2 separate regions of the Mus musculus genome follow, and region 1 is linked to region 2. A link is a loop called in an ENCODE intact Hi-C map of the cell type or tissue named here. Cell type or tissue: left cerebral cortex. All regions are shown on one strand. Each heading gives the region's core, and the rest is flanking DNA. Links, peaks and the distances in the headings are about the cores only.

Region 1 (5,382 bases), core at 126-5,125, 140 kb after region 2:
CTAAATTCACCAGAACATCACTCTTTCATTTGGCGATGTGCCGTGACTTGCTCTTTCTTTGTGTCCATTCAATGCAAATCCTTGTAGTTTAACATCAGCTGATAAGAAACAAATAATTGAAGTAATAGGTAATTCCCTTCACACTGTGCACATAGGAGGGTCCAGGGGAAAATGAGCCCAGGCAAGGAGCAGGGGCTGAAAGCAAAGCGGCTTCACCTTCAGCCCTCGGACCACATGTCTAGTACCATGAGCTCACAGCATTGCCTCCTGCGCGTGGCATGGCCTGCTTGCTCACGAGGAGAATCACTTCCGGCGTGGCACTAGCAGAGCTGATGCTCTTGTCTAGAATCCTGATCAGATGATGACAACGATGACAATGACAATGAAGAAGACCATCAAATTATACCCAAGTATAGCGTTTCACCCTCTCACCACCACAGCATGACCATGACTTAGTTTGCCATCAGCCCTGTTCCCTCTACAACTCCCGGCTCTGAGAACAGACACAGGGAGGCCTGGGAAGCTGGTGGCAGGTGGAGGATGAGGGTGGAATTCTTGGCAATGCAGTAGCTGCTTCCTATGGCCTTGAGAGAACATTGCACAGCCACCTGCTGCAAACCTGCACAGCGGTAGTTTTAACATTTGTATGTTAAGTAAATGCAGCCCAAGGGCTTGCTTCATTCTTTGAGAAATTGCTAGGGTTTGTCTGTAGCCTTCTCAGTTGGTAGTGGAGATGGGCAAAGGGCATTCTCTGTTAGATGCATGTGGCAAAATGCTCTTGAGATAAAAGGAGCCATGCTCTAGTTTGGGGGCATAATTTACAACTCCTAAATAAGAAGGGATTAGAAAGGATAGTTGATCTTGCCACAAATTATTTTTATTCTCAACCATACAGACCACGAATTCTGTAATGCTTACCTCCATGGGCATGAATGTTTCCTTGGTATTCCAGCAAGCCCGGGGTGTGTTTTTATTCCATGTACCACCGTGGAAGGGGGAAAAAGGGATGCCAGTGGTCGGCTGTTGAATCTGAGGGTGCATCCAACTCTAGAAGGATAAAGACATTCCATGTGTGCATCTTAGAACCCAGAGCAATTGGGGTGAGAGGTTTAATTAACTGTATAATGAGTCTGTAACGTTTTGCCAAAAATATTTTAAAAACATGCCCATTGTACTGTGAGAGTTAACTTGTTATGAATTAGCAAGCGTACTAACAATAGTGTGTGGCTAACACAATATACACGCCATTGTTGCACATGCATTCCAAAATTATTCATTTAGCTGGGCATGGTGGCATGAGCCTTTAATCTCAGGACTTGGGAGGCAGAGGCAGGAGGATCTCTGTAAGTATGAGAACAGCTTGATCTATATAGTAAGTTCCAGGGCAGCCAGGACTGTATATAGAAACCCTGTTTCATATAACCACACTCTACTATTACTATTACTGATGATGATGATGACTTAATAATTTACTCATTGGGGAAAACAAATATTCTCCCTTAGGAATAGTCAGAGAGGGGTGGGGCAGTTCAGGTTTCCTGGGAAACACATCGATTAGAGAAAGAACCTGTTGCTCAAGTCATCTGATAAGTTCACATTCTCAGAAGTTCATTTATTCCCCCCCCCCACCTGAACATTCCTGTGCCCAAGTGACTGACTGACCCACTTCACTCTGGCCCACGTGCTTAGTGAAGTGACTTACCTGGGCCATGCTTGCCGTTTGAGTGGACTTGGATCTGCAGAGCCAATGAGATGATGTGGTCACTTCCTCCCCCCTCGGTTGCGGGGAGTTAGTTCACAGGTCTGACTTGCATCCAGCTTCACCTGTGTGTGTCTTGTGTGCAGTCCCGAGACAGCTTCGTGGCTCCCTGAGACCACTGGTTGTCTGTGAAGGTTAGTAACCCTTATTTTCAGAACACGCTAAGTTGAGATGATATTAACCAATCAGTCTGCACCAGTGGGAGCTGATCTAAACATTCTTTTTAAGTGAATGATTTCTTTTTAAATTGGCTTGTGTCCTTGAAGACAGACACAGGGACCAGCTTTGACCTCATAGAGTATTCCTGAAAAAGCATAGAGAAAATTTATTAGATTATTATTATTATTACTAGTAGTATGTATGTATGTATGTATGTATGTATGTATGTATGTATGTATGTAAAGTACGTATGTCCCCTTCAAGTATGTATGTATGCCTCTGCAGGCATGATAATGTGTGGGTGGGTGTGATCATGCCTGTGCCCTTGCAGGTGTATGTAGGTGTGTTTGTTCACGAAGGTGTGGGCAGGTATGTTTATCTGTGCAGATGTGGGCATATATGTGCAGATGTGTGTCCCTTAAGGTGCATATAGGCATGTGTGTGTACATACAGGTATGTTTGTGTATGCAGTTATGAGCAGGTGTGGGCTCATGTGTGTGTACCTGAAGGTATGTGTAGGTGTGTTTGTGTGCAGGTATATGTGCACAATTGTCTATGTAGGCTTGTGTCCTGACAGGTATGGCAGGTGTATGGAAAGGTGTGTGTGCATTCATTGTTCATGGGTAGGTTTGCACCCTATCGACCTGCAGCAGCGGGCACTTTGAATTCCTACCCGAGTGAAGCCCAGGAGAAGGTCAAACAAGAGAGGTGCAGGGGAGAGTAAATCAGAGGAATGGTCTAGGTCAATGTCTTTCTGAGAACCCGATGCTCTCCCTATGGCCCTGAACGTGATCGCAGTGCTTACCCGCCAGGGTGGGGGTGGGGTGGGCACCTGTGCTGTTCATACACTGACTCTGCCCACTCAGACGCCCACGTTAACTCAGCACAGGAGTTTTCCTCATCAGCCTGGCTTTCAGGAACCCTGCTTCCTTCTCTTGCTGGATCTTCTTCACACAGGCAGAGGAAGCTTCGGGCACTCATCTTGAATCACAGCCTTGTGCCTGCTGACAGCGGATGTTCGGGGTATCTGAAATAGACAGAACTCTGGATTGGCTGAGAACTGGCTAGGGGATGACTGCAGATAACGCACATGTGCTTCAAGTGTGGAAATACACTTTCAGCTCCAATGACTCCAAACAGCTCCCAAAGAAAACAAACAAACAGAACAGGTGGGACTTCCCTGAAGTCATTCACCACGAGACTACTCACTCCGTGTCACTTCCAGCCGTGTCTCTTCACTTTTTTTTTTTAATGTTTGAAGAAGTAGGAAAGGTTCTCACATCTTAGCCTGTGTGGCAGTTGGCCCTCGACTTATTCTGCAGCCACAGGGGCTGACGGGTCACCACAGGTCTCCTCTACAGACACACAAAGCTTGCCCTGGTGTCTACACTTTAGAGGTGAGATAAATACCAGGCTGAGCCAATCATTATCTGTGATTTGATGTGTTAAATGAGCCCGTTGCTTTAGAGGTTGTAAATGACAAGATTTTTACTGTTAGAGTAATTTCTGCCTATTTCCCATTTGATATGTCAGACCCTCATGGAAAAGTCCAAATTTGTCTGCTTGACATACGTTAACACTTCCCCCCCCCCTCCAAATTCTAGCTTAACTACTGTTTGCCTAGACGTCAGTCTACACCTGTGGGGTTTACCTCTTGAGGCCTCTGAGCGGTCCCCAGCCTCAACTCCAGACAGCACTGGTGTTTCAGCAGCTAAAGTGGGTGATTACTGGCATATTTACCGTAATTGATAAAAATCACAGGGAATGACACTTTTATTACTCACTGACACCAAACTAACACCTACAACAGATGGCTATGCCTACAGATCTATTAAAAAATATTCTTTAAAAAAAAATCAGGACTTCTTGCTAGTTCTCAATTCTGTGGGATTATCTGGCCTCATTTTAATGTATTGTGTCTGATTCCGGGGAATTCCCCAGGCTTTGGACATGTTTGGGGAGGGGACTCAATGAGCATTGGGGAAACATACTTAGAGATTGGGGACATAGGAATGTACTAGACAAGATCTGAGAGGCAGTGTGGGCAGAGCTCTGAAGTGTCTCCTGATATCCAGTGTGTCTGCTGCTGGGGTGCAGGCCAGTGTCTATAGATCCCACCTGTCATGGACCACTGAACCAAGCAGCCTAAATAGATAGAGCAGTCTCTGAGGAAAGGAAACACATTCTCTTCTCCACAGCATCCATCTCCTCCTCCTCCTCCTCCTCCTCCTCCTCCTCCTCCTCCTCCTCCTCTTCCTCCTCCTCCTCCTCCTCCAAGGACCATGCTTACCTGCCCACAGACTCAGGAGAGCAATAACTATCTGCACAGGCCAGAGCAGAGAAAGTTGCTATCATCCATGATGAGGGTTGTTGTTGAAAACAAATTGGACTGCAGGGGCTTTGGGAGGGGCTGCTGGAGCTTTGGGAGGGGGCTGCAGGGATTTTGGGAAGAAGCTGTAGGAATGGAGGAATCTCATACGCTGGGAATCCTATCACAAGAGGCCTAGAATGCCACCCTGTATGCTCACTACTATCCAGGTTGTCAGTCACAGGACCTGGAGGCAGTAGGCTGATGAAGATAGGGGGAGGGGAGAAGGCTAGAGCGCACTCTTTGGGGTTTGGGCTTCCACAGCTGAGAGAGAAAATGCAACAGAGACAAGGCAAGATGAGGGCTGCTTGAAAACAACCAGAAATTTGTGTGAGAGTTAGCTATTATGCAAATATGTGGACAGCAGATGGGAAAGGCTTCCAGTTAAGTTCGCAGTAGGGAATAAGGAGTTCTTAGGGAGTTACAGAATGTCAGGTAGGTTGAAGTTATGTAAGGTAAGGAGGCAGTGGTTGTCCCTGGCCAGGACTGGGCACTGGTGTGGACATGAAGGGGGCTTTAGGGCCTGAGATGTTAGAAGAGGTGGAGACTGGTGAGGGAGTGATGGAGGTCTGGAGAATGGACCAGGCAGTTTGGGCTAGGGTGTTTATTGGGGTCAGAGTTCACCAGGTATCTGCCAGGTATCTGCCATTGCCTTCCCAGACTCGTTGCTCTTCACCTCATCTTCAAGGGCAGCTCTTGCTCACCCTGTGAGTGATATACTGGACTTCGGCCTTGGACCTGGACCTAGGTGCTTCACAATCCAACTTCCTTCCACTGTCCTAGTACTGAGGACCACTGTGAGACCAGGCAGATGGGGACTCAGGGGAAGATGGAAGGACCACCTTTACCTCAGACAGTAAGAAGGAGGAGGGTGGAGAAGTGACCCATGATAGCACATCCCAGGCACCAGACACTTTCAGCCTGTGGTTTATTCTCAGAATAAAAGCGAGGTGGAAGTTTTCAATGTCAGTGCTATCAGAAAGAAGCTAAGGCTCTGAAAACATAGCTAATGCACAGACAGGCTAGCACAGCATCTTGGATATATATCCCACGCGTGCATTCACTCAGAGATGCTACCCCCTGCACAGAGGCCCAG
Region 2 (5,382 bases), core at 221-5,220:
GCTGCAAGTGCTTAGCTGACTGAGCCATCTCCCCAGTCCCTAGTTTTGAGTTTCGTTTGTTTTGGTGTGTGTGTGTGTGTGTGTGTGTGTGTGTGTTTTCAGAACCTCGCTGATGAGGAGGACAAGCAGAGTTCAAGCAGCTGATGGTAACGCGCTCACTCAGAGCTTCGGCTGACAGAGCTTCAGCACTCCTCCCAGCCCTACAGCTGTGGGGAGCAGGACATAGCATGCTCGCCCCTCAGATGTCCTCTGTGGGACACAGCATCTACGCAGAGTGCCAGGCCTCCAGTTATTGGGTCTAATAGTGACTAAGGATTAAAACTGGAAAGCTGTGGAGATATCTCAGCTGATAAAGTGCTTGCTGTGCAAGCACAGGGGCCTGAATTTTGTCCACCAGAACCCACTCTTAAAAAGCTGGGCGTGGCAGTGGGAGCCTGTAATTGATCTCAAGGCTTGTAAGCTTAGTGGCAAGCAGATGCTGGGGACTTGCCGGCTGGCTGGCCTCTTGTGATTGGTGATCCGAGCTCCTAGTCGAAGACCCTGTCTCAAAACAACAATAAAAGTGAAAGTTGCCTAAGACCCTACATCCAATATTGACCTCTGGCCTATACACACACATGTACATGTGCATACAAACACACACACACACACACACACACACACACACACACACACGCACATGCACACGCACGCGCACGCATGCATATGCATAGGTGCACTTGCATGCACAAGAACACACATACATGCACACTTACTGTGGCACATTTTAATTAAAATATATATATATGTGTATGTGTGTGAACCTGGGTGAGTTTATAAACAGTAAGGTCCCCAGGAAGCAGGAAACGGATCAGATCTCTTGGAACTGGAGTACCAGATGGTCACACGGCTGTGAGCTGCCCAGTGTAGATGCTAAGAGGGAAATCTGGGTCCTCTACAAGCGCAGCAAGCAGTTCTTAGCTGCTGAGCCATCTCTCCAGCCCCCAAAGAATATTTTATATTTTGAAGCCTAGCCTTCAATGGCTGAGCCATATATCCAGCCCTCCAAAGAATATTAAAAAAAAAAAATCCACAGTGTTAGCTTAGAAGCCTCAGAGGGTTTTCTTTATCCCAACACCTAACAGTTTTCTGGACAGGCAGATCTGGCAGTGACTGGTCCGGGGTGGCTACCCTTCCTGGGGCTCATGGCCACGGAGGCAAAGTTCCGGGCCTCCACAGGGCAGAGGAGGGTGAGCAGCTGCCGAGAGCCTCTCCCTGCCAGACTGCTCTGTGGAGGGGGATAGTGTTGGCAAATGACAAAGAAGAGAAAATTGGTGTTACACCCCATAGTTAACGTGACAACACGCAGCTAACGAGCACTCAGCGATCCCCCCTGCTCATTTCTGTCACCCCCTTTGAGAACGTCACTTGTTTTATACTTAGCCTTACAGTGTAGGATTAGCTTTCGGCTAAAGTGAATTAGTCAGGGTTCTTTAAAACTCAGAACAAAGGTGCTGGAAACGTGGGGCGAAGGGGGTGCTGAGCTGTGTGCTCCTGCAGGCCGAGCCTCGCCAGCAGATGGGAACTTAGACTGAGGGATGTCAACTGGGACTAAAGTTTTATGTTACCCATAGACCTTCACCTTACACATAATGCATCTTTCTTCCTGAAGTCATTTTAAGAGGGATGCCAAGGTTGTTGAAGTTCTCAAGGCATAAAGATCCCAACCCCAGAGAAAGAACAGTTTTCAAAACATCTTACATTTCAAATCACAGAGAGCCAGTTGTTTGTCATATACACAGATTTGGAGAGACACATGAATTCATACATACACAGGCTCATGTATTCACAACACATATATACATGTACATGCACACACTTGAACATACATGTACATATACACATGAACATACATGTATACTTACACATGTACACTCACACGTGCATATGCACACATGAACATACATGTACATATACACATGTACATTCACACATGCAGATGCACACACATGAGCATACATGTACATATATACACATGTACATTCACACATGCATGGGCACGAATGTGCATATACATTCATAATACATATACACATGTGCACACATGATTGCACATATATGTACATACTCACATATGTACTCTGTACTCATGCATGTCACAGGCACACATACACACAAATGTAGATTTCATATCCTTCTTTTTTTGCCTGGCATATCATTTCTTTCATATTCCCTCCCCAGCTCTTTTCTGCTCCTCATGTGATTTACCCAACTCCAAGGTTACAGGAAAAAGGTAGAATCTTTCCCCCTACAGGTCAGAGATTGTTTCTGGTTCCTCAAATGTCCCATAGGGAAGCTTGGGAAAGTTTGCTCTGCCAACTGATTCAACCTCGTGGTGAATAGAATGCTTTGTAGGGGTCAGCTGCCCTGGTTCCTGCTGACTGGAGTGCAAACTCAGCAGCGATTCTGCAGTTCACAGAACCAACCATAGATGTCGACACAGTACACAGCTCCTTGGAAAGCATTGGCTCAGAGGGGACCTTCTTCATAGGCTCAGGTGACCATCAAAACCGCTCCTTTTGCTTGAAATAGTTGTGAAATCACATGCTTTCTGGGGATACTGCTCAGTGGATAAAGGACTGTCTTGTCAGTATGAGGACTACAGTTCTGATCCCTGTCACCCATGTAAATCCTGGCCAGGTGGGACACTTGATAAGCAGAGGTAGACCAGATGGAGTCAGTGAACTCTGGGTTCAATGAGACATCTTACCTCGATAAATAAAGTGGAAAGCAACTGAAGAAGATGCCTGATATTAGCTTTGGGTCTCTATATACACATGTACTCGTACACTCGTACCCACACACATTTAAACACATACACGCATACACACAAACACACACAAAAACAGGGAGAAATTACATGCTTTGGGGGAAGGTAGCAATTCATAATGGACCAGCCTTGATACCAAAGGATGGCTTAACTCAGGAAATGGCTTTGCATGGAAGGGGGTTTGTGGAGGATGGGCAGGTCTGAAGTCGCGAGAAAGTCGAGGGTAACCCAAGACCCTCAGACCGCCACAGGTTTACTGAGCTTGGTTCACAGATATGGGCTAGCTCCTAACATTATGGCACCCAACTCAAAGCCTCCACAGTTGCCTTTTGGCTGCCTCACTGTCTCTGTGGGGCTAAAGGCTCTGGGTATTTAAATCCCACATGCACAAAAGTATGTGGCAAGGGGCCCTGGGGACAGGCACTACTCTGGCATCTCCATTTGAAATTGAGCACTCAGTGGGGCTGTTTCCTCGTTCTGCTATCTAGTCACTCTGGGAGGGGAGCCGACTAAACTGTAATTACATTGTAATAAACCTTGCCCCTAAGCTCTGCTCTCGAAGGCTCCTTTATCCATTGGCGTGCCTGACCACACCGTGTGGAGCTCAGTGTCTCCAGCTGAGCGAGGGACTCCGTGAAAACCTGCCTTGCACTGGGTGATTTGTAAAAACAACCCAGCCTTTTGGTTCTGATTTCCTTCCCATTGATTTACACTAGTAGATTTAATTCTTCATCTCGGAGATGACTTTGCAGTGAGGAAGCCATTAGGACAAGAGCAGTAGAGCTGTATGACTCCCCCTGGGATGAAGAATACCAGGCTAATTTCATTTCAGGATCTCACTGGTGCGCAAAGCTTAGCAGGATACAGACCAAGGCCAAGAGTCAAGGCTTTTCATGCTCTGCTCTTAGCGCCTGGGCATAGAGCCTGGGGCGCATGCTCCGCTCTTAGCTCCTGGGCATAGAGCCTGGGGCGCATGCTCCGCTCTTAGCGCCTGGGCATAGAGCCTGGGGCGCATGCTCCGCTCTTAGCGCCTGGGCATAGAGCCTGGGGCGCATGCTCCGCTCTTAGCTCCTGGGCACAGCAGGGCATGACCTGGGATGCTGAAGCCCCAGGGAACCCAAGGTCATGGGGGCTTGTGCGCTGTCCTCATCTAACAGTGGAAAGGCCCAGGCAGCTCTGCTTGCATGCCCTCACCTACCTTTATCTAGAGTAATAGCATGCAATTTAAAAATTTAATTTAGGTCTTCCAAGTGCCGTCATTCTTCGAGTTAGAACCGGGTGGAACACAGGCAAGAGCCCTGAAGTGTGAGTCCTCCGCTGATGGCCAGTGTGGTTCTGTCATAAGATCCTATCCCTAGGGAAAGAAATTACGTAAGGACATAAACTCACTGAAATGCAAACGGGCTTAAAGGCTCTTCTTTTAATTTGAAAGTTTTCAATTTTTTTTTCTGTGAACAGAAATTCCATCACAGTTTTGTCTGAGCTCTTTTTAGATGTTTTTTTCTCTGCCATGTGAATTCCACACAATGATGATGCACTATTCTGGGTGCCCAGTACCTCTAAACTGGTGGTTCTCAACCTTCCTAAAGCTGTGATCCCTTTTAATACAATTCCTCATGGTGACCCTCAACCATAAAATTATTGCATTGCTACTTCATAATGGTAACTTCGTTGCTGTTATGAATCATAATGTAGTTTGTAATTTTGCTGCTGCTCTTATGAATTATAATGGAAATATCTGATATGCAGGATCATATCAGGATTTTTCCCATGAAAAAGTTATTTGACCCCTAAAGGGGTCACGACCCACAGGTTGAGAACCTTTGCGCCAGAAGCATGCTTGAGTGCTGTCCAGCAGTTGTCTACTGCTGTGCTCGCTTTGAAAAAACTGGACACTATGCCCCCGGTCTGGGGATTATTCCTCTGGTCCCCAGCAATGCTTTCCCTCTGGTCTGCTATGCACACTGTCTCCAGCCAGCCAGCCAGAGATGGAGAACGAAGGGAGCAGAAGGAGTCCAACCTGATGGAGAAAGAACAGAGCAGAGGCTCTGGAAGAGGAGCTGTTCATATCCTCACAACGGCAGGGGAGTGGAGGTCAGGCCTCCAGAAAGCGATTCGTTTCAGATGAGCACTTTGGGATAGAGCTCCATGTATAAGGTTAGTGCCCCTGTAAAGTGACCCTGGAGAGCCCTGTGCCCTTCCACTAGATTAGGACACCATCTTGACGAGCATAGGATCTGCTAACACCTTGATCTTGAACTTACAGTTTTCAGAATGTCGAGCAGGAATTCCTTCCCGCGTTCCCACGTGACCAAACACTGAGGACAAACACCAAGGGGAGAGCAGTGAGCACAGAACACGTCAGCAGGGAAAGGGCTGGGAGCTGCCCCTAACAGGAACCTCACAGGATTAGGTGTTGGCTGCTTGGCCTTTCCCTTCTACTCAAATCTGTTCAGTGACCTTTCCCCCACCACCCAGTGCAAGGCTGGCCTGAAGAATGTGAAGCCTCCGAGGACACCTTGCCTACAGCTGACCTGTGGCCAGATGTCAAGTCACTCAGCGTCCCACCCCAC

Evidence for each region. A loop is a pair of places that touch in the nucleus more often than their neighbours do. Peaks named below come from ENCODE experiments on the same cell type or tissue, not always from the same donor. Only the 100,000 strongest peaks of a DNase experiment are listed, where the experiment ranks them.
Region 1: it touches region 2 in a loop (3-fold over the local background); 3 of 42 quality-filtered maps call a loop at or near these places.

The regions. Positions count from the first base shown.
Region 1 is chr8:12,422,444-12,427,825 of GRCm38, reverse strand. It overlaps Sox1ot (Sox1 overlapping transcript), which reads right to left. Exons shown (of 8, transcript NR_027975.2): 2 at 2,724-2,945; 3 at 1,703-2,063; 4 at 919-1,047. Among named protein-coding and RNA genes, the nearest start is that of Sox1, 30 kb to the right of the region's middle. In left cerebral cortex, for the core only: no CTCF peak of the experiment used is centred there; a DNase peak (open chromatin) is centred at 2,841.
Region 2 is chr8:12,561,607-12,566,988 of GRCm38, reverse strand. No RefSeq gene overlaps it. Among named protein-coding and RNA genes, the nearest start is that of Spaca7, 8.7 kb to the left of the region's middle. In left cerebral cortex, for the core only: a CTCF peak has its summit at 2,469; a DNase peak (open chromatin) is centred at 2,487.